Linked DNA regions of Homo sapiens: region 1 is linked to region 2. The links are chromatin loops, found by intact Hi-C in ENCODE. Cell type or tissue: tibial artery. All regions are shown on one strand. Links, peaks and the distances in the headings refer to the core of each region. The heading gives the core; the rest is flanking DNA. Region 1 has its middle 70 kb from the start of LRRC8B. Region 2 overlaps GBP3 (guanylate binding protein 3).

The links. Hi-C counts contacts between places; a loop is a spot of excess contacts. Peaks named below come from ENCODE experiments on the same cell type or tissue, not always from the same donor. Only the 100,000 strongest peaks of a DNase experiment are listed, where the experiment ranks them.
Region 1: a loop joins it to region 2, with 4 times the contacts of the local background. A loop is called at or near these places in 87 of 110 quality-filtered maps.

Annotation. Positions count from the first base shown.
Region 1 is chr1:89,448,554-89,462,102 of GRCh38, forward strand. No RefSeq gene overlaps it. Among named protein-coding and RNA genes, the nearest start is that of LRRC8B, 70 kb to the right of the region's middle. In tibial artery, for the core only: a CTCF peak has its summit at 6,788 (motif pointing left); no DNase peak of the experiment used is centred there.
Region 2 is chr1:88,996,536-89,007,825 of GRCh38, forward strand. It overlaps GBP3 (guanylate binding protein 3), which reads right to left. Exons shown (of 11, transcript NM_018284.3): 11 at 10,145-11,290. The coding sequence ends at 11,189. Among named protein-coding and RNA genes, the nearest start is that of RBMXL1, 9.6 kb to the left of the region's middle. In tibial artery, for the core only: no CTCF peak of the experiment used is centred there; no DNase peak of the experiment used is centred there; H3K27ac peaks cover 1,334 bases.

The DNA of each region.
Region 1 (13,549 bases), core at 4,060-9,059, 450 kb after region 2:
TGTGCCAATAGCAAAAAACCTGAAATTAAGAAAGTAATTTCATTTACAATAGCTACAAATAAAATAATATACCTAGGGATAAACTTAATCAAAGAAGTAAAAGATCTCTACAACACAAACCATAAAGCGTTGATGCAAGAAACTGAAGAGGACTCAAAAAATAGAAAGATATTGCATGTTCACAGATTTGAAGAATCAACTGTCCATACTCCCTAAAGAAACTTACAGATTCAATAGACTCTCTATCAAAATATCAAGGACATTCTTCACAGAAATAGAAAAAACAATCCTAAAATTTATATGAAACAACAAAAGATCCAAAAGAAACCAAGCTATCCTGAGTGAAAAGAACAAAACTGGAGGAACCACATTACCTGACTGCAAATTATACTACAGAGCTATATAACCAAAACAGCATGGTACTGGCATAAAAACATACACAGAGACCAATGGAAGAGAATAGAGAACCTAGCAATAAGTGTATACATCTCCAGTGAACCCATTTTCAGCAAAGGTGTCAAGAATATACATTGGGGAAAGGACAGTCCCTTTAATAAATGGTCTTGGAAAAACTGGATATCCATATGCAGAAGAATGAAATTAGACCCCTACTCTTGTTCTATATAAAAATCAGATCAAAATGGATTAAGATTTAAATTCAAAACCTCAAACTATAAAACTACTAAGAGAAAACACTGGGGAAACTATGAAGGACATTGGGCTGAGCAAAGATTTCTTGAGTAATACACCACAGGCACAGGCACTATAGTCAATAATTAATTGTACATTTTAAAATAACTAAAATAATGTAATTGGATTGTTTGAAACAAAAAAATGATAAATGCTTGAGAAGATGGATACCCAGTTTTTCAAGAGGTGACTATTACACATTGCATGCTTGTATCAAAGTATCTCGTGTTCCCCATAAATATACATACCTGTTCTATGCCTACAAAAATTAAAAAATAAATTTAAAAAATAAAATAAAATGGACACTGAGCATGAAAAATCCCTGAGCAAACAAATTAACTGGGCCTTAAAAATAGCCTTAACCTTACTTAAACTGCAAACATAAGTGAAAAGTTAACTTGGGTAATTTCTGGCAAATGCTTATGTTAGAAAAAAAAGCTTAAGCTCAGCCAACTGAAAGAGTTGAAATATGCTATTCTGCCATATTGAATGTTTAAGCTAAAGACACTAGAAAAAAAGCAGGGTTTGATCATAATGCTGTTTCTTAAAAGCAGAATATGAAACTCCCATGTAAAAGACACACTCTCTATACTAGAAGGAAAGGCAATATCCTTGTATTCAGGATGCGAAGTTGAAACCAAGAGAATTCTGTACAGACCTTGTTAAAATAGTTTTATCTTTTAAGCCTCTCCAAATAATTTAGCTACTTCTTCACTGCCAATTGTTCTTTGTTTAATCCACTATACAAGTAACTAATTCTAAACACTTCTTTGGGTCTTCATTTCTTTACATGGCTCTCATGCCATGTAAAACATCCTATGTGTCTTTCCTCTTAATCTTACTTATGTCAATTTTTCTCCCACCAAGGACTCTAAAAGGATGGAGGTAGAAGTTTTTCTGCCCCGACTCAGTCATAAGCAGTGAAATAAAGTATGATTACATGACTAGAGACTTTCCAACAAGGTAAACTAAAAAAGGCAATCTTGTAACTGCTAAAGTAATTTCTTTATTTTGCTTCCACAGTTGCCTTATAAATACTTGCCTCTGATGCTTTGTCATCCTAATGCTGAACTTCCTTGGGTTTGGTGCTTTCCAATTCATGTTTTCTTCCTCAAATAAACTCTAAACTCTAAACACCCATTGTGCCACAGATTTGTGTGTGTGTGTGTGTGTGTATATATATATGTTGTGTATATATATATATATATGTTGTATATATATATGTTGTGTGTATATATATAGTGTGTATATATATATAGTATATATATAGTGTGTATATATATGTATAGTATGTATTCATATATATATATGAATACATACATACGTACAAGTAGACCTCATTTTATTGCACTTCACTTTATTGTACTTTACAGACTTTGTGTATTTACGGATTGAAGGTTTGTGGCAACTCTGTGTACAGCAAATCTATCAGTTTCATCTTTCCAACAGCATGTGTCCACTTCAAGTCTCTGTGTCACACTTTGGTAATTATCACAATATTTCAAACGTTTTCATTATTATTATACCTGCTGTGGTGATCTGCAACCAGTGATCACTGGCGTTACTATTGGAATTGTTTTGGTGTACCACAAACAGAAACTTTAAAAATGTGTGTGTTCCCACTGCTCTACTCACCAGTTATTCCCCTGCTATTCTCCCTCTCCTTAGGCAACCATAGTTTCTAGGACACAACAATATTGAAATTAGGATAGTTAATAAGTCTATAATGACCTCCAAGTGCTCAAGTGAAAGAAAAAGTTGCAAATCCCCTACTTTAAATCAAAAGCTAGATATGATTAAGTTTAGTGAGGAAGGCATGTAAAGCCGAGATAGGCCTCTTGTGGCTGTTACTAACTTGTGAATGAAAAAGAAAAGTTCTTGAAGGAAATTAGAAGTGCTACTCCAGTGAACATATGAATGATGAGAACGTGAGACATCCTAATGACTAATAGCAAGAAAGTTTTTGTGGTCTTTTATCACTAACATTTCAGTGGAGACAGCTTTAGTAACAGTGGAAAGTTTAGTGATAGATCAAAGCAGCCACAAGTTTCCCTGAAGCCCAACCCTAATCCAGAACAAGGCTATAGCTTTTTTCAATTCTGTGAAGGCTGAGAGTGGTGAGGAAGCTGCAGAAGAAAACTTGGAAGTTAGCAGAGATTGGTTCATGACGTTTAAGAAAAGAAGTTGTACGTATAACAGAAAAGTGCAAGATGAAGCAGCAAGTGCTGATGTAGAAGCTGCAGCAAGTTATCCAGAAGATCTAACTAAGATAATTGATGACGGTGGCTGCACTACACAACAGATTTTCAAAGTAGAAGAAACAGCCTTGTATTGGAAAAGATGCCATCTAGGACTTTCATAGGTTGAGAGAAGTCAATGCCTGGCTTCAAAGCTTCAAAGGACAAGCTGACTCTCTTGTTAGGGGCTAATGTAGTTGGTAACTTTAAATTGAATCCAACATTTGTTTACTATTTTGAAAATCCTAAGACCCCTCCTAAAAATTATACCAAAGGTACTCAGCCTATGGTCTATAAATGGAGCAACAAAGCCTGTATGACAGCACATCTGTGTACAGCATGGTTTATGAATATTTGAAGCTCACTGTTAAGACATACAATTCAGAAAAAATACATATCTTTCAAAATATTACTGCTCATTGACCATGTACCTGGTCAACTGAGAGCTCTAATGGAGATGTACAGGGAAATTAATGTTGTTTTCATGTCTATTAACACAACATGCATTCTGTAGCCCATGGATCAAGAAATAATTTCAACTCTCAATTTTCATTACTTAACAAATACATTTTGTGAAGTTATAGCTGACATAGATAGTAGTAATTCCCCTGATAAATCTGGGCAAAGTAAATTGAAAACCCTTTAAAAAAACTTATCCATCCAGGTGCCTTTAAGAACATTTCTGATTCATGGGAGGAGGTCAAAATATCAATGTTAACTGCAGCTTGGAAGAAGTTGATTCCAACCTCCATAGATGACTTTGAGGGATTCAAGACACAAGTGGAGGAAGTAACTGGAGATGTGGCGGAAATAGCAAGAGAACTAGAATTGTAACTACAGCCCGAAGAAGTGACTGAATTGCTGCATCTCATTAGAAAACTTGAATGGATGAGGAGTTGCTTCTTATGGATGAGCAGAGAAAGTGGTTTCTTGAGATGAAATCTACTCCCGGTGAAGATGGTATGAACATGTGGCAACAACAACCCAGGGTTTAGAATATTACATCAACTTAGTTGATAAAGTAGTGGCAGGGTTTGAGAGGACTGACTACCATTTTTTTAAAAACTGGGTAAAATAATACCAAATAGCATCTCATGATACAGATAAATATTTTGTAATGGAAGAGTAAGTCAATGCATCAAACTTCACTGTCATTTTATTTTAACAATTTGCCACAGCCACCCTGACCTTCAGTGACCACCACCCCAGTCAGCAGCCATTGACATTGAGGCAAGACTCTCCACCAGCAAAAAGATTACAATTTGCTGATGGCTCAGACGATTATTAACATTTTTCAGCAATAAAGTATTTTTTAATTAAGGTATGTAATTTTGTTTTTAGACATAATGCTATTGCACACTTAGTAGACTACAGTATAGTGTGAACGTAAGTTCCATGTTGCACTGGGAAACCAAAGTTTTGTGTACTCACTTTATTGCAATATTCACTTAATTGAAGTGGTCTGGCACAAACCTGCAATACCTTTAGGTATGCCTGTGGTGGGAGGTAGGAGTCATGGAGACGGGGGAAACATATTTAAAATGTCAAAAGCTGTACACTAAAAAAATAACCCAGGAATTCTAACTAGAAGAAAATGCTTAAAAATATTCTTGGTTTCTAGAGCTTTATGTTTCTACTGTGGATTTTATCTTCTGTGCCAAAAAAAAAAAAAAAACTAAACTAAAAAAACTAAAGCCAACTGGGAGAGGTATCAAGAAGAAAGCCCGTGAAGCCTTCCAAGATACAGAAGACAAAAGCAATCTGACAGGACTGTGCTTGCTAAGGTGTGACTGTGCAGTATCTATGGCTTTTTCTGACCTCCTCTCACCCCTGCACCCAACACGCATCCTCAAACTCACATCAGATGATTCAGGCATGTCTTAGCAAACTCTTCAACAATAGCATGGATTAATTTTACATTCAAGTTTAGTTTTGTTGCACCATCTCATTTGTGGAAATAACTAGCTCCCTCAGCTTTTTTATTTTTTCTTCCTTTAATGGGGAACAAAGAAAAGTAGAGTGAGGAAAGAGACCAAGGGGTGAGTGAGGCAACTGAAAACTGTTCTTGCACCTGCGGTGCTGTAGAGCAGGTATGTTCACTTTCTTTTAAATGCAACTTAGTCCCTAACTCAAGACTTGGTTTCTGATTAAGAGTGGCAACTGAGGAATGGGCAGGAAGGGCAGGGTGCCTGCTGCCTGGCCTGCAGGAGTCTGTGGCTGGCTTTAGTTCTGGGGAAGCTCAGCTTCTCCACTTAAACCAATGACAGATGAGCGGTGACAGCCAGGAATGCTGCGTCCCCCTGGATGTGCTGCTCCCCAAACATCATCTCAGGGCAGCAGTGATTGGCCTGGAAAGAGCCATGGTGGGCGCCTGCATGGCTACCTCTATCAGGCCCTGCAGCAGGCCCAAAAATGCAGAAAGCAAGACCGTCGCTGTCAAGGAGCTTCTAGGCAATCATAACCTGAAGAGAGCGTTTTTTTTTTCTATCTTTCTAGTAGTCACACTTTGGAAAGCTTCAGAGTAAGAGCTGTATACGCTTCTATTAGAAATAAAATTAGTCCCTATCTGGCTGATCCTTATTACTTAAAAATAACTATATAGTCCAAACTCTGTGTGTGTATGTGTGTGTTTTATGGATATATATATACATATATATATATATATACACATAAAATATGATCTTTCATAAGTAGAGAAGAGAAGTCAATGCCTGGCTTCAAAGCTTCAAGGGACAAGTGAACTCTCTTGTTAAGAGCTAATTATATATAACATACCAATATATAAATATGAATGTATATACTCATATATATGTCTAGTTCAGCAGGTAATCATTTTACAACAAAATAATTAAAAAATAAAGACAAGTAAAGATAAAAATGACTAATCCTTAATTGCATATCTAGAGAGGCTCATCCTTAACATTTTGCTCAAACTCTTGCACTTTTTTCATGAAAGGCTAAATAAGCCAAGCATGTTATCATGCACCAGGAGTAATAGCTACTCTAGAGGCTGAGGCAGGAAGATCGCTTGAGGCCATCCACTACACTCCAGATGTAGGCAACTCCATCTCTGAAAAAATTTAAAAGCCAAATAGTAATATTTTAGGATTTGCATACCATAAGTCTCTGTCAAATCTATTCTTCCAGAGCAACCATAGACAATATGTAACAAATGAGTGTGGCTGTGTTCCAATAAAACTTTATTTACAAAAGTAGGCAGTGGGATAAATTTGGCCCATCTCTTGTTTGCTGACCCCTGGATTAGGTAAAGTTAATGGAACAATATGCAAGGGATTATTACCAGCCCAGGTATCTTACAAGTTAGTGGATCAGTTCCAGGCTCTCAGTCTAAGTGTCTACTTCTAAGGTGATTTGGATCAAACAACATATAAAAATTCTCATCGGAGCAGAGATACCAACAAAAAATGTGTTTACTCTGTCTATCTGACTATCAGTCAAGTGAATTTCTGCCTGGATTCCTGAGCAATGAATTGACATGTCTGCTCAATTAATTGTCTAACTCCCAACAGCATAGTGCTGCCCACAGCTCCTACATAAGCCACAGAGTAATACGTGGTGATGGAACAAAATCAGTAGTAAAGAGGAAGAACCTGGTCTGGCTAGGGGGACACCTGCCCAGGTCTGCAGGCCCCTGTGAGTGAGCAAGAAAGCCTAACATTTGGATGTATGTCATGATGACTCCGGCTAGTCCTAGCGGGGTGGACAATGAAGTTATAAATACAGATTTTGCAGAGATATTTCTGCTTGCATTTGCTAGATACGGCCTGTTCACCTCAAACACAGATTAAGGAACAGCAGTGTTATCATGGATGTATCATGCCTACACTGAAGAGATAAGCGCTTGCAGGCACTGCCATCATGTGGCTATGTTTGGTAATTTATTTGGTAATATACGAATGAATTTTCCTGTGGAAAGTGATATCAATATAGAATATATAGATATCAGTATAGAATTTATGGAAATTTATTGATGGCAATATAGAGTTTATAGAAATTCATAATAAATTATAAATTATGGTGAAATCAAATTTATTTTTCAAATATTTGAAATAAATTTTATATATAAAGTTTACTATATTAATATTTATTGTAAATATAAACTTTATATATGTATTATTTATTAAATATTGATTAAATGTGTTATAATGGTATTAATATAAATATTTATTATAAAATGAATTTTGGTAATATATTAATTATAAAATAAATAATAAACATATATTTGAAATATAAAATTCACAATAAAATTTGTTATAATAAAGTTGAAATCCAGCTACATAAATAAATCAAATTCATACATTGATAACACTGTATGCATTTTCTAATGTAAACATGACTATGATGGAGGTTTTTTAAAGGTTAATTGAAATGATGAAAGAAATGGTAAGGTCTTAGGTTCCCATGGGGATAATGTGTTTTTATTTGGTTTCTCTCTCCAACAAGGAAAGACTTGGATGTGTATAGTTTATTTGGGAAATGGTGACAGGAAGCCAGGGAAAGGGAGAGTAACACACGGACAAAGCTAAAAAGGCGAATTAATGAGTTGGTTACTATTGTGAGCAACTGGAGATCAATCCCAAAGTGGATATTCTGAAGAATTATATAGAGTGCATTTCATAATTGTCTCTTTGAGGGACAATGTGGAGTATTTATTTAACAACCCAGTTTCCATTGGTTGAGAGTTCCCCTCAGGGACTTTAGCTCCTCTGAATTTATAAGCTGTGCTTGGGCAAAAGAGGCAGCCTTACATAGCCTGAACAAAAACCTGAGTAAGTAAAGGAGAAAGACTCTCAACAGAGGACATAGCAGCTGCTGGAACTGTCTGCTATGGCCGCACTGCTAAATGGATTTGAGAATAGAAGCAAGTGGCAGAATGAGCAGATACGAGTTTTGGCAATAACTTAGGCTGAGGATTTGGGGAGTGTGGTAGACTAATCTGAATAATCTATGCAGACAAAGATTTGTGCTGAAAAAAAGGTAAAATTTTGGATTTAAAAATGTTTAATATTTTTAAAAGCAGTATTAAAAATGGACTAATTTGTCATGAATGATCTTAAAGACCAAATTCCAAGGGAAGGTGGGAGACCAAAGAGTTAAGTGGAGTTATTGAAGCTGTTTTTTTCCTAATAGCATTTGCCAACAAAGGGAATGAACTTTCAGGGATTTTTGTTTGTTTTGCTTTTTATTTTATTTATTTTTATTATACTTTAAGTTCTGAGATACATGTGCAGAATGTGCAGGTTTGTTACATAGGTATACATGTGCCATGGTGGCAACCTTCAGTTTTGAAGGCATTTATGAAGTAAGCAGACAGAGGTCAAAGACCAGAGCTTGTCTAAAGTAAAGAGTCTAGTAGGAGGCCTCCTTTAGAAGTCAAAAGACTAAATAAGTAATTCTTAATACTTGCTGCACTTAATCATCAACTGGGGTTCTCCTTAAAAATCCTTACACTCGAGCTCTGACCCATCACCAGAGACTGATTTAGTAAGTCTAGAGTTGAGGCTGAGTGTGAGTGTTTTAAAGCCTCGCTCCACCTCCAGGTGGTTCCAGTTACAGTCAAGGATGCTATTCAGAGCAACTGTGAACTAGAACTAGCAGGGCAAGCAGGTTTAGGATTGGCTAGCTGGAATAATTTCAGTGGGCTCTGAAGCAGAGGAATTGTTCTTACTTTCTGGTATTTGGCCTTTGGGTGAGTAGGGCAGATGGGTAGTGACCCAGAGTGTGAGAGCCAACAGAGAAAGTGGTGGCGTGTGGGCTTCAGGTTGGTTAGTTTGCATATGAAAGGCACACTTGCAGGAGAATCCCTTAGTATCTCTAAAAACTGCCTAGCCCTGGGAGGATCAGTCTCTCCAGGATCAGCAAAGCCCCAAGATGTCTAAAGCTTTAAATAGGGAAACTAGAAAATGTGTTAATTATGGGGTTGCATATCTTGGATGGTCCATGAAGTCAAGCCAAGAGCTTAGCACAAAACACCCAGAATAGTCAAAGTGACCTGAGAACGAAGAACAAAGCTGGAGGCATCACACTTCCTGATTTGAAAATGTAATACAAATTTACAGTAATTAAGACAGTATGGAACTGGCATAAAGACAGACATATAGACCAATGAAACAGAATAGAGAGCCCAATAAAACAGAATAGAGAACCCAGAAATAAAATATTTGGAAAATATATTGAAAAGGCACTCAATATCACTAATAATCAGAGAAATGCAAATCAAAACCACAGTGACACATCACTGCACACCTGTTAGGATGGCTACTATTTAAAAAAAAAAGGCCAGGCACAGTGGCTCATGCCTGTAATCCTAGCTCCTGGAGAGGCCGAGGTGGACAGATCTCTTGAGCCCAGGAGTTCAAGACCAGCCTGCATAACATGGCAAAACCCTATCTCTACTAAAAATACAAAAATTAACTGGGTGTGGTGGTTTGCACCTATAGTCCCACCTGCTCAGGAGGATGAGGTTGGAGGATCACCTGAGTCTGGGGAGATCAAGGCTGTGGTGAGCCCAGATCATGCCACTGCACTCCAGCCTGGGTGACAGAGTAAGACCCCATCAAAAAAAAAAAAAGAAACTTTAAAAAATAATGGTGTTGATAATGATTGTAGAAATTGGAACCCTTGTACACTGTTGATTAGAATGTACAAGGGTGTGGCTACTATGCAAAACACTATGAAGGTTCCTCAAAAAATTAAAAATATTACTACCACACGATCCAGCAATATCACCTCTAGGTATACATTCAGAAGAAGAAAAACCAGGACCCTGGAGAGATAGCTGCACTCCCAAGTTCATTATTCACAATAATCATTCACAATAGTCAAGATATGGAAATAACACAAATATCCAAAAATGGATAAAAATGTGTGTGAATATTATTTAGCTTTTAAAAAGAATGTTCTGTCATCTGAAACAATAGGGATAAACCTGAAGACATTATGCTAAACAAATAAAGCCAGTTACAGACGACAAATACTGCATGGCCTCACTTATATGTGGAATCTAAAATCGTGAAACTCATAAAAGCAGAGAATAGAATGGTGGTTGCCAAGAGTTGACGGAAGGGAAAATTGGGAGTGGTTATTCAATGGGTATAAAGTTTCAGTATCATACACTTAAAAATTTGTTAAGAGGCTAGATCTCATGTTATATGTTGCTACAAAATAAACAAAGAGGTACAAGGAAACTTCTGGAGGGGTGGATATATCTATTGCATTGATTGTGGTGATGATTTTATAAGTATATGCATACATTGAAACCTATCAAATTGTATATAATAAATATGTGCAGTTGTTATATATCAATTTCACCTCAATGAAGTTGTTTTAAAAATAAATAAATATTCCTGTTTGCAGCTGGTCAAAATGGGGAAATTGATACTTAAAATAAAAGCCATTACTTACAAAAGAGTACTATGGTTCACAAAATAGATGAACTGTACTAAATCACAGCCTGCAAGACAAACTAAGTTCAAATTCTTTTTAATACCATATTTAATTATGAAGTATTACAAAGTCTTCAAATTACTTTTAAATGGTTCATTAAAGAAAGTGTACAGAGAGAAAGTGTGCCAAAATATTAACCAACTTTTAATTTTGATCAAAGTTATGTGGGTGTTCATTGCTGTATTCTTTCTACTTATCTGGATGTTTAAAATGTTTCAATTTAAAATGTTGAGAGGAAAAAAAGATCTGTCCTACTGCACAAAGACATTCTTGTAATGTTAAAGTATTATAAATGGGCCTGGCATGGTGGCTCATTCCTGTAATACCAGCACTTTGAGAGGCTGAGGTGGGAGGATCGCTTGAGTCCAGGAATTCGAGGCTGCAGTGAGCTATGATTGCTGCACTGCACTCCAGCCTAGGTGACAGAGGAAAACCTTGTCTCTGGAAAACAAACCAATGAAACAGAATAGAGAGCCCAGTGAAACATAATAGAGAACCCAGAAATAAAATATTTTGAAAATATATTGAAAAGGTGCTCAATATCACTAATAATCAGATAAAATAATCAGAAAAAAAACAGTACAATTGAGATCTTGGCAATAAGAAATTGCTTGAATGCATTTGGTACATTGGTGCAGCAACTGAGTGGATTCAGTCTGTCAGTCTACAAATATCTACTGAGGAAATTATCTGCATCACATACTATTCTAATCCCTGAGGATGTGTCGTAATAAAGATAGAGAAGGTTTCAGCTCTCAGGAAGCCCATATTCTACACAGGGCAGAGCCAACACAAGCAAACAAATAAATGAACAAGATCATTTCAAAGGATGAGTGACTTATGGTATGGGAAATGACAAGTGGCAGAGACTCTTTAAATTGAGGACAAAGGAAGGCCATGCTAAGGTGGTGGTATTTGGGCTGAGGATTGCATGACAACAAGAAACCAACCAAAGGAAGACCTTTCAAATCCTCCTATCCTCAGAAAAGGAAATCCAAGTGCAAAAGCACCAATGTCAATATGAGAAATGCTGAACAGCATTAAAAACATGATGTCAATTATACATCATAGCATAGAAAAATTCTTGCAATATGCTGTTTTGTGTAGAGTGGTATAAAACCACTTCTAATCTGCAATGGGATACAATGATTCTAAGAAGTATATACACATATAGGATGACAATGCAAACTATTAACAGTATGACAGTATGTTGAAATTCATGGGTCACTTTTATTTTCTTTCTTTCACTATCTGCTTTTCTTAAAGGTTGTACAAATAAACACGTGTTATTTTTCTAACTTCAAAAAATGAATTCTGCCCAGTCCTAGAGGAAAAATAAAGCAACAGCAGAAAGAGCCCACCGAGACTCTCTGGTGCCCAGGATGAAGGTCAATCTGGACACCAGACAAGGACCATCCTGATCCCATCTAGAAACAATCCAACAGGTGGCAGCTCTTTCCATTCCAAAGAGAGCTATCAACTCTCTACATGGAGAAGCTTCATGCACTTTAATGAAGAAATTGCTTTTACTTTCTCCTTTGACTACAGACCTTGGTACTGAGACAAGAAAATAAGGAAGAACTACTCATATGCTACCAGCACCAGGAAATGAGCTGAGTCTATCAAATTAAACCAAAGACCTGGTAAAGCTGTGACTGTAGGTCAAAGTCCTGGCAGCAGCCAGAGATGGAGGCAACTCACCAGGAGCCCACTGGTGGGAGCCAGGTGATAATTCCACCAATTCCTCTTTAACCACTTGGCCATCAATTTCGAAGACATCATGCTTCTCAGCAGATGTCCACATGAGGACAGCAGGGGTATTTTAAGAGAGTTGAACTGATCCTTACAGAACTGACAGAGAGAAACACAGAGGTACAGAGGGAGACAGAGAGAGGGAGGGAGGAGGAAGACAAAAAGAGAAAAAGAGAGAGAATTAATAAACAGCTATGTTTACATACTTCTCTTTTGTGGAATAAGACTGGATTTCCAAGAGGCAACACACTGTGCTTCCAGAGGTGAAAGATTTTGCCTGGAGAAAAAAAGTTTACAAAGGTGAAAGTTTATAGGAAGAGATTCAGGGCAGATAAGCCAAAGGCAGTAGAAGAAAGAGGTAAGGAAATCTGAATCCACCAGAACCCGCATATTACTAAGTGAAAGAAGCCAACTTGAGAAGGCTGGATATATATGATTCTAACTATATGACATTGTGGAAAGTACAAAACCATGCAGACAGTAAAAGAATAATGATTTCTAGGGGTTAAAGGAAGGGAGGCACGAACAGGCAGAGTACAGAGGATTATCAAGGCAGTGATACTATTCTGTATGATGCTATAATGATGGATACCTGACATTATGCATTTCCCCATAGAATGCACAACACCAAGGGTAGCCCTATGCAAACTACGCACTTTGTGTGATAATGATGTGCCAATGGAGGTCCATAAATTGTCACACAAGTGCCACTCTAGAGGAGGATATGAATAGTGGGGGAGGTTATACTTGTGTGGGAGCAGTGGGTACATGGGAAATCTTGGTACCTTCTGCTCAGTACTGCTGTGAACCTAAAACTGCTCTAAAAATAAAGTTTATTAAAAAAAAAACAAAGATCATGTACTTACTGCTTCTGAACTGCCATATGCGATAAATGTAAAGGAAACGCTCTTAGAGTCCAAGAGGCCCAGATGTCTGAATATCCACTGATACAGAACCATCTATTTTGTCCTTCAAGGTACTCTAATTTCTTTTTCCTTTAAGGTACCTCCTTCCTTTACCTTTGCCCTTACACCCACACTCCCATCCCCAATTTGTACTCTGTCTTACATAACGTCATTCCTTTGAAGCCAGTGCTAGGTGACAGCTACCTAGGCTCATAAACTCATCTATGGCTTTAGGTGCTTTGCACTTTTCTACGGTTTTAACCATGAAAGTGACTGAGTATTCATTGGAAGGCTTTGGGTTTTTTCCAGTGAACTTATTTCAACACAGTCTTTCAGACTGCGTTGCCTTACAGCATAGACAGATGATGAAGGTGCTCCCTGCACTAATCTGCTGCTGTTATCCCATTAGCAAATGTTAGCTAAGCATTTACTCTGTGCTGGGTGTTGTGCTGCATGTTAGGAAGTCAAACAAGTAATACATGATCTCTTCCTTTAAAA
Region 2 (11,290 bases), core at 6,291-11,290:
TCAGATAGTCTTTACAGTCTTTGAACAATTTTTAAAAAGGGAAAATGAATTTTGACTTTACAAATCAGTTTGGCGCAGAATATACATTCCTCTCATCTGCACATGGCACATACTCTAAGGTTGACCACATGCTCAACCATAACGCAATTCTCAACAAATTGCAAAAAACTGGAATAATACCAGCCACACTCTAGTACTACAGCACAATAAAAATAGAAATCAATACCCAGAAGATCTCTTAAAACTATAAATTACATGGAAATTAAACAGCCTGCTCCTGGGTGATGTTTGGGTAAACAATGAAATTAAGGCAGAAATCAAAAAAGTCTTTCAAACTAATGAAAACAAAGATACAACATATCAGAATCTCTGGAACACAGTTAAAGCAGGGGTAAGAAGAAAGTTTATAGTGCTAAACGCCTACATCAAGAAGTTAGAAAGATCTCAAATGAACAACCTAACATCACACCTACAGGAACTAGAAAAACGAGCAAATCAACTCCAGAACTAGCAAAAGAAAAGAAATGACCAAAATTGAGCAGACTGAATGAAATCGAGATGCAAAATCCATACAAAAGATCAATGAAACCAAAAGTTGTTTCTTTGGAAGAATAAGATTTAAAGACTATTAGATTAATAAGGAAAAAGAAGATCCAAATAAACACAATCAGAAATGACAAATATGACATTACCATTGACCTTACAGAAAAAAAAAATACCCAGACACTATTATGAACTCCTCTGTGCACACAAACTAGAAAACCTGGAAGAAATGGGTAAATTCCCAGAAACATATAACCTCTCAAGAATGAACTAGGAAGAAATTGAAATCCTGAACACACCAATAATGGGATCCAAGTTGAATCAGTACTAAAAAACCTACCAACAAGAAAAACCTGTGGACCAGATGGATTTACAGCCGAATTCTACCAGATGTATAAAGAAGAGCTGTCAATAATCCTACTGAAATTATTCCAGAAAAATCAAGGAGGAGGGACTCCTTACTAACCCCTGAGGGTCAGCATCAGTCTGATATCGAAACCTGGCAGAGACACAGCAAAAAAACAAAACTTCAGCCGGGCGCAGTGACCCACGCCTGTAATCCCAGCACTCTGGGAGGCCGAGGCGGGCGGATCACGAAGTCAGGAGATCGAGACCATCCTGGCTAACACGGTGAAACCCCGTGTCCACTAAAAATACAAAAAAATTAGTCGGGCGTGGTGGCGGGCGCCTGTAGTCCCAGCTACTCGGAGGCTGAGGTAGGAGAATGGCCTGAACCCGGAAGGCGGAGCTTTCAGTCAGCCGAGATCCAGGCACTGCACTCCAGCCTGGGCGACAGAGCAGGACTCCGTCTCAAAAAAAAAAAAAAGAGAAAACTAAAGGCCAACATCCCTGATGACTACAGACACAAAAGTCCTTAGCAAAATACTAACAAATCAAATCCAGCAACACCAAAAAGCTAATCCACCATAACCAATAGGCTTTATTTCTGGGATGCAAGGTTGGTTCAAAATATGCAAATTACACATAAAAACTACAATGAGATATCATCTCACCCCAGTTAAAATGGCTTACATTCAAAAGACAGGCAATAACAAATGCTGGCAAGGGTGTGGAGAAAAGGGAAACCTCGTACACTGTTGGTAGGAATGTAAATTAGTACAACTACTATGGAGAATAGCTTGGAGGTTCCTGAAAAAAAAAAAAAAAAAAAAAACACAAAACAACAAAAACTAAAAACAGAGCTACCATATCATCCAGGAATCCCACTAGTGGGTAAATACCCACAAGAAAGGAAATTAGTATATCAAAGGGATGGCTTCACCCCCATGTTTATTGCAGCAGTGTTCACAATGCTGGCCCAAAGATAGTGCTAGATGCTTCATGCCAGTTAGATCCCTAGAGCAATGTTAGGAATATTAATCAACACCAGCTTTTCTAGGTCTTTAAAGAAGGGATACTGATGAAATCCTTTGTGGGGAGTAGAGGGAGAAGATTCTATTATAAATAGCACAAGAATATAAATAATTATCAAACTCGTGAAATAATCAATATGATGTTTAATAATTGTAAACTTTCAGGGAGAAGTGTTAGGAATGGAGTTGGGATAATAAAGTGTATATAAGATGTTCATTCATTTAAAAAAATTATTTATTATATGTATATGTGCCTGGCAACCTTTCTAGACTCTACTGATGCTGTGAGGAACAAAAAAGACAAAGACCCTGCCCACTGGACCTTATTTTCTAGTAGGGAGGGGAGACAGGCAGTAAGTTTGAACAAACTCATCAGTAATGTAAGGTAGTGATTAAATATTGTGAGGAAAAATAAAAATTCTGGCCACTAGATGGTGCTCATTGCTTTCTTAATTTCTTTCACTTACCCAGTTCATTCAACTGGGTAGGGATGCTGACTGCATGTTGCTCTATTAAAGTTGTGTTTGGGGCCAGGTGCAGTGGCTCATAACTGTAATCCCAGCACTTTGGGAAGCCGAAGTGGGAGGATCGCTTGAGCCCAGGAGTTCAAGATCAGCCTGGGCAACATAGCCAGGGCTCATATCTATTATTATTATTATTATTATTATTATTTTGAAGTTGTGTTTGGGTCAAAGTAATAGGTTCTTTCTTTTCCCGTCTCCCTTCTCCCAATTTTGATTTGTTTAAATTTGTTTTTTATTTTTTAGAGACAGGGTCTCATTGCTGTGTTGCCTAGGCTGGAGTGCAGTGGTGGGATCATAGCTCATGGCAGCCTCGAACTCCTGGGCTCAAGCAGTCCTCCTGCCTCAGCCTTCCAAAGTGCTGAGATTACATGCGTATGCCACCATGCTCAGCTTCCTTAGAGATTTCCAAGGATTTTTTTTGTTTTGTTTTTTGTTTTGTTTTTGTTTTTCTTAAGAGGCAGGTCTTGCTCTGTTGCCCAGGCTGGTCTCGACTTCCTGGCCTTATGCAATCCTCCCTCCTTAGCTTCTCGAGTACCTGGGACTATAGGCACACACTACCATGCCCTACTGGATTTCTCTCTTTCTTTCCTCCCTCCCTCCCTCCTTCCCTCCCTTCCTTCCTTCGTTCCTTCCTTCCTTCCTTCCTTTCCTTCTTTTCTTTCTCTCTTTCTTTCTTTTCTCTAATTAACTGATAAGGTGAAATAGGGCTAAGACATACTAAAGAGCTGTGTGAACTATCTTGTTATAGGGGGATTAGATTAACTCCTTCCTAAATCATAGATGTGCTCTCCCCTCAATTTCCTGGGTATTTAATTTTCTTTCATTTGTTTAATATATGTATTCAGCATAGACTTTAAGCTCTTTAAGAGAGAAACACAACCATGTTTCCTAGTCCTTGGCGGAGAATCTTGTAGATAACAACTATCTTGAATGAATAAATTCCTCTAGCCTAAGCAATTGCTGTTTTCTATGTAGTCTTACCTAACTTCCTAAAAGGACTGTTTTAGAGTTAGACTGGGGGGGAAATCTATATAATAAAACATGGGAGAACATTAAAGTTAGTCTTTGTTAAGGCTAACTCTAGAAAGAAGGTCTTGAGCCTTCTTTTCTATTGTGAGTAGAAGGAGCATTATAAGAACTACAGGGTGATGGAATCTAAGGAGATACAGGAATTGTGATCCATCCTGACAGTCTCTTGGTCTTAGAGTAGTTTTAATATACAGATCCTGTTCATGCTTTGTTAGATTTATATCTATTTGTTTCCTTTTTTTGTAGCTATTGTAAATAGTATCATTTTTAAAATTTTGGTTTCCAGTTTTTCTTTGCTTATATATAGAAACTGTTGAAGGTTGATTTTTGTGTGCTGACCTTGTATCTTTTGACTGTATTAAATTCATTTATTAGTTCTAAGAGTTTTATTGTAGATTACCTGGGATTTTCTACATAGGCAATAATGTTGCCTGCAAATAAGGACAGTTTTATTTGATGCTTTCTGATCTATATGCCTTTTATATCCTTTTCTTCCCAAATTGCACTAACACTTCCATTGTACTAACAATTCCGATGTAATGTTGAATGGGAGTGGTGAGAGTGAACATTCTTGTGTTGTTCCTAGATCTGAGGGGCAAAAGATTCAGTGTTTCATCAAGTATGATGTTAGCTGTAGAGTTTTTGCAGATGCCCTTGATCGGTTTGAAGAAGTTCATTTCCACTCCTATTTGCTGAGTTTTCATATGAATGACTGTCATATTTTATCAAGCTTTTTCTTTATCTATTTATATAACCATGTGATTTTTTTTCCTTCTTTAGACTTTTAGTGTGGTGAATTACACTAGTTGATTTTTGAACTGCTTTACATCCACAGGATGAATCCCACTTGATTGGTGTGCATTATTTTTCTATATTGCTGGATTTGATTTGTTAATAGTTTGTAGAGGATTTTTGCATCTATGTTTATGAGGGATAATGGTCTGTAGTTTACTTTTGTACTGTATTTGTTTAATTTTGTTATCAGGATGATGCTGTGCTCATAGAATGAATTGGGAAATGTTCCCTTTTATATTTTCTGAAAGAAATTATTAAGAATTGGAATTATTTAAAAAATGCTTAGTAAGGTTTGCCAGTCAAGAGGAACTATCTGGATGTGGAGATTTGTTTTTCAGATTCTTAACTTTTTTACTCCATTTCAGTTTCTTTAGAAATTATATGACAGTTCAGGTTATCTATTTTAACTTGGGTGAGTTTTAGTTGCTTGTTTGTGCTTTTTTCAGAAATTAGTCCATTTGAGTTGCAGAAGTTATACACATAGAGTTGTCAGAATGTTGAAATGTTGATTTTTAGTTTTACTATTTAATGCATCAAAGATTAAAAGTATTTCTTAAATCTTGATGTTTTTTAAAATTTTTTTGGTAGAAACACTTTATTTGGCTTTGTTGATTCTTGAGCCTGGTCATTTGTAAGACTGATTGGACAGGTTTCACTGAGGGATTTCTGCCTTTTTTTTTCTTTTTTTTTGTCAGGATCTCAGTGTTTGATGTGCTCCTTCCCTGTGGATCAGAGGAGCTTGTATTTCCTTTCACTAAACTCAGAGAAGGAAAACTAGCAACTTATTACTTAAACAAGAGAAGAAATACTTCTGTAAACTGAAAATATTTTTGGCACAGAGACACATACCATACAGGCCAGCAATTTTAGGCCTTAAGCTATGGTAGCTTCAGCAAACAGGAAATGAATAAGGGAAACCTGAAGCACCTTGTCATACAGATAGTGAGAAGGCTACAGGGTCATTCCAAAAGGATTCCAGAGCCAACTTATTCAGGCTCCCAATGGCCAGTACTCCTGGTTGTAGATCCAGGAACAATGCAAGAAAATCATAGCATTGCATTGCCATTTTCTTGTCATTGTTGCACTCAATGACACTCTCAGACCTACTATGTCAGAAAGTCAGAGGAAGGGTAGGGGCCAGGGAATCTTTATACTTAATAAGGTGATTTTAATGCATATCAGGATTGAGGAGCACTGGTGAAAGCAACATGCCTCCTTGGACAGTGAGCTTTATTTGATTCCTGGAGATATTAAAGAAAAGCACTAAATCAGAAGTCAGATGATATGGATTTGGGTCAGGACATTGATGCTACCAAACTAAGGAGGAAGTAACTTAATTTTGCTGAGTTTATAGTAGCCTTGAATGATCTTTTGTATTTCAGTGGTGTCAGGTTTAATACCTCCTGTTTTGTTTGTTAGTGAAGTTATTTGGATTTTCTCTCTTCTTTTCTTAGTTAATCTTGCTAATGGTCTATCAATGTTATTTTTCTTTTCAAAGAACCAGCTTTTTGTTTCATTTATCTTTTGTAGTTTTTTTCAATTTCATTTATTTCTCTGATCTTGGTTATTTCCTTTCTTCTGGTGGGTTTGGGTTTGGGTTTGGTTTGTTCTTGTTTCTCTAGTTCTTTGAGGTGTGAACTTAGATTGTCTGTTTGTGCACTTTCAGACTTTTTGATGTAGGTGTTTAGGGCTATGAACTTTCTTCTTAGCACTGCCTTTGCTGTATCCCAGAGGTTTTGATAGGTTGTGTCATTATTGTCATTCAGTTTGAAGAATTTTTTAATTTCCATCTTGATTTTGTTTTTGACCCAATGCTCATTCAGGAGCAGGTTATTTAATTTCCATGTATTTGCATGGTTTTGAAGATTCCCTTTGGAGTTGATTTCCAGTTTTATTCCACTGTGGTCCGATAGTGTGTTTGATATAATTTTAATTTTCTTAAATTTATTGAGGCTCATTTTATGGCCTATCATGTGGTCCATTTTGGAGAAAGTTCCATGCACGGTTGAATAGAATGTGTATTGTGAGGTTGTTGGAAGAAATTTTCTGTATGTATCTGTTAAGTCCATTTGTTCCAAAGTATAGTTAATCCATTGTTTATTTGTTGATTTTCTGTCTTAATGACCTGTCTAGTGTTGTCAGTGGAGTATTGAAGTCCTCCAGCATTATTGTATTGCAGTCTATCTCATTTCTTAGGTCTATTAGTAATTATTTTATAAATTTGGGAGCTCCAGTGTTAGGTGCATATATGTTTAGGATTGTGATATTTTCCTGTTGGACAAGCCTTTTATCATTATATAATGTCCCTCTTTGTCTCTTTTAACCACTGTTGCTTTAAAGTTTGTTTTGTCTGATATAAGAATAGTTACCTCTGGTCGCTTTTGGTGTCCATTTGCATGAAATGGCTTTTTCCACCCATTTACTTTAACTTTATGTGAGTCCTTATGTGTTCGGTGAGTCTCCTGAAGACAGTGGATAGTTGATTGGTGAGTTCTTATCTGTTCTGCAGTTCTGTATCTTTTAAGTGGAGCATTTAGGTGATTTACATTCAATGTTAGTATTGAAATGTGAGGTAATCCTTGCGTTCATCGTACTCTTTGTTGCCTGTGTACTTTGTTATTTTTTTGTTTTTGTTTTTTGCTTTTGCTTTTTACCTTGTATTTTTGTTTTGTAGGTCCTGTATGATTTATGCTTTAAAGAGGTTCTGTTTTGGTGTGTTTCCAGGCTTCGTTTCAAGATTTAGACCTCCTTTTAGCAGTTCTTATAGTGGTGGCTTGGTAATGGTGAATTCTCTCAGCAATTTTGTCTGAAAATGACTGTTTCTTTCCTTTACGTTTGATGCTTAGTTTTGCTGGAAACAGAATTCTTGGCTGATAATTGTTTTGTTTGAAGAGGCTAAAGATAGGGCCGCATTGCCTTCTGGCTTGTACGGTTTCTGCTGAGAAATCTGCTAGGTTAGTCTGATATGTTTTCCTTTATAGGTTACCTGGTGCTTCTGTCTCACAGCTCTTAAGATTTTTTTCCTTCATCTTAACTTTGGATAACCTGATGACAATGTGCCTAGGTGAAGATCTTTTTGTGATGAATTTCCCAGGTATTCTTTGTGCTTCTTATATTTGCATGTGTAGGTCTCTAGCTAGGTTGGGGAAGTTTTCCTCAATTATTCCCCCAAATATGTTTTCCAAGCTTTTAGAATTCTCTTCTTCCCCAGGAACACCCATTATTCTTAGGTTTGGTCATTTAACATGATCCCAGACTTCTTGGAGGATTTGTTCATATTTTCGTATTCTTTTTTCTTTGTCTTTGTTGGATTGGGTTAATTCAAAGACCTTGTCTTTGAGCTCTGAATTTCTTTCTTGTACTTGTTCAATTCTGTTGCTGAGACTTTCCAAAGCATTTTGCATTTCTAAAAGCGTGTCCAAAGTTTCCTGAATTGTGGATTGTTTTCCTTTAAGCTGTCTATTTCATTGAATATTTATCCCTTCACTTCTTGTATCATTTTTTTGGATTTCCTTGCATTGGGCTTCACCTTTCTCTGGTCCTTCCCTGATTAGCTTAGTAACTAACCTCCTGAATTCTTTTTCAGATAAATCGGGATTTCTTCTTGGTTTGGATCCATTGCTGGTGAACCAGGATGATTTTTGGGGGGTGTTGAAGGGCCTTGTTTTGTCATATAACCAGAGTTGGTTTTCTGGTTCCTTCTCATTTGGGTAGGCTCTGTCAGAGAGAAGGTCTAAGGCTGAAGGCTGTTGTTCAGATTCTTTTGTCCCATGGGGTGTTCCCCTGATGTAGTACTCTCCCCCTTTTCCTATGGGTATGGCTTCCTGTGAGCCAAACTGCAGTGATTGTCGTCTCTCTTCTGAGTCTAGCCAGCCAGTGTGTCTGCCCAGCTCTGGGCTGGTATTGGGGGTTTTCTGTACAGAGTCCTGTGATGTGGACCATCTATGGGTCTCTGAGCCATGGATACTAAGGGAAGAAAACACCCCTCATATTGTCTTATGCCCAATTTCTGCCTCCAAAGAAAGAAGAAGTAAAAATTAAAAGGCAGAAATGAAATCCACAAGCAGACAGTTCAGCGCCACACCCTGGGCCTGGTAATTAAAGATTGACCCCTGACCTAATTGGTTATGCTATCTACAGATTACAGACATTGTATAGAAAAGCACTGTGAAAATCCCTGTCCTGTTCTGTTCCGTTCCGTTCTAATTACCAGTGCATGTAGCCCGCAGTCATGTACCCCCTGCTTGCTCAATCAATCACGACCCTCTCACGTGGACCCCCTTAGAGTTGTGAGCCCTTAAAAGGGACAGGAATTGCTCACTCAGGGAGCTCGGTTGTTGGAGACGTGAGTCTTACCAAAGCTCCTGGCTGAATAAAGCCCTTCCTTCTTTAACTCAGTGTCTGAGGGGTTTTGTTGGTGGCTTGTCCTCCTACAATACCAGTGCCTGTTCCAGTGGAGGTGGTGGAGGGTGAAATGGACTTCATGAGGGTCCTTGGTTTTGGTGGTTTAATGCTCTATTTTTGTGCTGGTTGGCCTCCTGAAAGGAGGTGGCACTTTCCAGAAAGTATCAGTGGGAGAGGGACTGGTGGTGGGCAGGGTCCTAGAACTCCCAAGATTAAATGACCTTTGTCTTCAGCTACCAGGGTGGATGGAGAAGGACCATCAGGTCAGGGCGGGGCTAGGAGTGTCTGAGCTCAGACTCTCCATGGCTGGATCTTGCTATGGCTGCTGTGGGGGATGGGGGTGAGATTCCCAGGTCACTGGAGTTGTGTACCTAGGAGGATTATGGCTGCCTCTCCTGAGTCATGCAGGTTGTCAGGGGAGTGGGAGAAGCTGGCAGTCACAGGCCTCACCCAGCTCCGATGCAAACTGGAAGGCCGGTCTCACTCCCACTGTGCCCTTCTCCCTGCCAACAGCTCTGAGTCTGTTTCCAGGCAGAGGGCAAGAGGGGCGGGCTTAAAATTTGGCTGAGGCTTTCTGCTCAGCCAAAAAGAAAAGGACTTTAGTTCTTCACCAGCCTGTGAAGTTTGCATGCTGGATTTGTGCCCTCCCCGAGTTCTGGCAGGAGGCTTCTCGCCCCATTCAAATTGTTACAAAGTTTGGTTGGAGAATTTCTTCTTTCTGTGGAGTTTTACCTGTTGCTCCTCTGGCTGACCTCCCGATAGATCCCTGTGGTGCCAGGCAGGAATGGCCTGCCTGGGGACACAGTGAGCTCCCAGGGCCTTCCAACTGCTTCCTCTACCCCTGTATTTTGCTCGGCTCTCTAACTTGACTCAGCTTCAGGTAAAGTCGGAAACTCCTCCTGCACACAAACCTTCAGCTTCTCCAGTGGGGGTGTGTGTTCCAGAGAGGAGGGTCTCCCTTTCCCACTTCTGCAGTTGGGGCAGTCAGAATATTTGGAGTGTTTCCTGGGTCCTGCAGGAGCAGTCTGCCTCCTTCAGAGGGTCTGTGGGTCCTCTTGGGATTCATCGTGTAATATTTTGAAACACTACATAATTATTTCAAGATTCTAACATATACAATCTAATCCTTATGATTCTTATAAATGTAAGTAAAATAAGGCAGATATAAAATGAAACTTTGACCAATGTTTCTATAAACAAAGGTCTGCAAACTATAGCTTGTGTGTGCCACCTGGTTTTGAAAATTAAGTGTTATTGGCACATAGCCCCACCCATTTACTTATGTATTGTCTATGGCTGCATTTGTACTGTATGCAGAGTTTAGTAGTTGAGACAGTTGACCTGCAAAGCCATAAATAATCACTATCTGGTATTTTACAGAAAAGTTAGCCAACCACTGCTATAAAGACTCAAACCTTATTATTTGGTGAAAAACTAAAAAAAAAAAAATGGAAATAAAAAAACTAGTGAAACTTATTTTATTTCTAGTTTAGTTTATTTCTAGTTCAAAAATAATCTGTAATTGCTGTAAGAAATGTCAACCACTTACCTAGGATGTTTGACAATTGGGATGAAGTCTACATATACTAAGTAATGGCAAGACAATTATTTTATTGCTCAAAAGAAAGTCAAAAAAATTCCATATTCCCTTTGGGGAAAATTGGCAGGATTTCAAGTATGACCTTTAAGAATCAGGAAAAGACTAACTTATGCTTTAGGATTAAAACAATCAAATAATTAAATTAGTTCAATTTTCTAACATAGTCTCTATCTTCAGTTAAAGTGCATCATTGCATGTTATACATTACTAAAATTACACAGTGCATAATTGTTACCATGTGACTATTTAATTCAGGGTCAACTGTCTAAAGGTCTCAGGTGTCACATTAAGGTTATAATCTAGATGAATTGAACAAGAAAGAAAAGATTTCTTCATTAGCCAATTTGTTTATGATTCAATTCCTACTCTTGCTAATGATTTCTTTACCTTCCTATGGAAAATATAAGATTCTAGATCTCTGTATAAGATGGTTTGCTTTAGCTTGAGATCCATCAGTGAGAATTATCCATGGGCAATGTCCAGAAATCACATTATTGCTCATAGACCTTGTAGCCTTGATATAATGGAGAACTGTACACTGTCTTCCCTAGGAAGCTAGGATGGTTGTTTCTGATATTGGGACCCATTGTACACTTGGCCAAACCAGTGCCCAAATATGTCCCAAGATTTTTACCTAAGACTTTCCTCAGTATCCACTGGTCGTCTGGAAGAATAAACTTCTGAGTGGTGGCAACTCATGATCCCTCCTCTGTTGGTACAGAGGTAAATGCATCTTTGTTGCACAATTTACAATCTTTTTAAGGAAAAAACATGATTTTGATCATTGAACTGCATGTTCTTGTAAACTTTTAGTGTTATGATGCAAGATCTAATTATTATCAAATATAGTGACACTTGTTCCAAATTCTAAAATTGTTTCAGTTATGCCTTGGGTTAGGATGACAGAAAAGCTCTGTTGTTTAGATCTTTAGCTTATGCGACATATATCTCTTGGTTTTTTTTTTCAGGGTCTTCTGTAGCTTTTGTATCTCATTTTGAAGTTGGGTACTTTCACCTTGGCA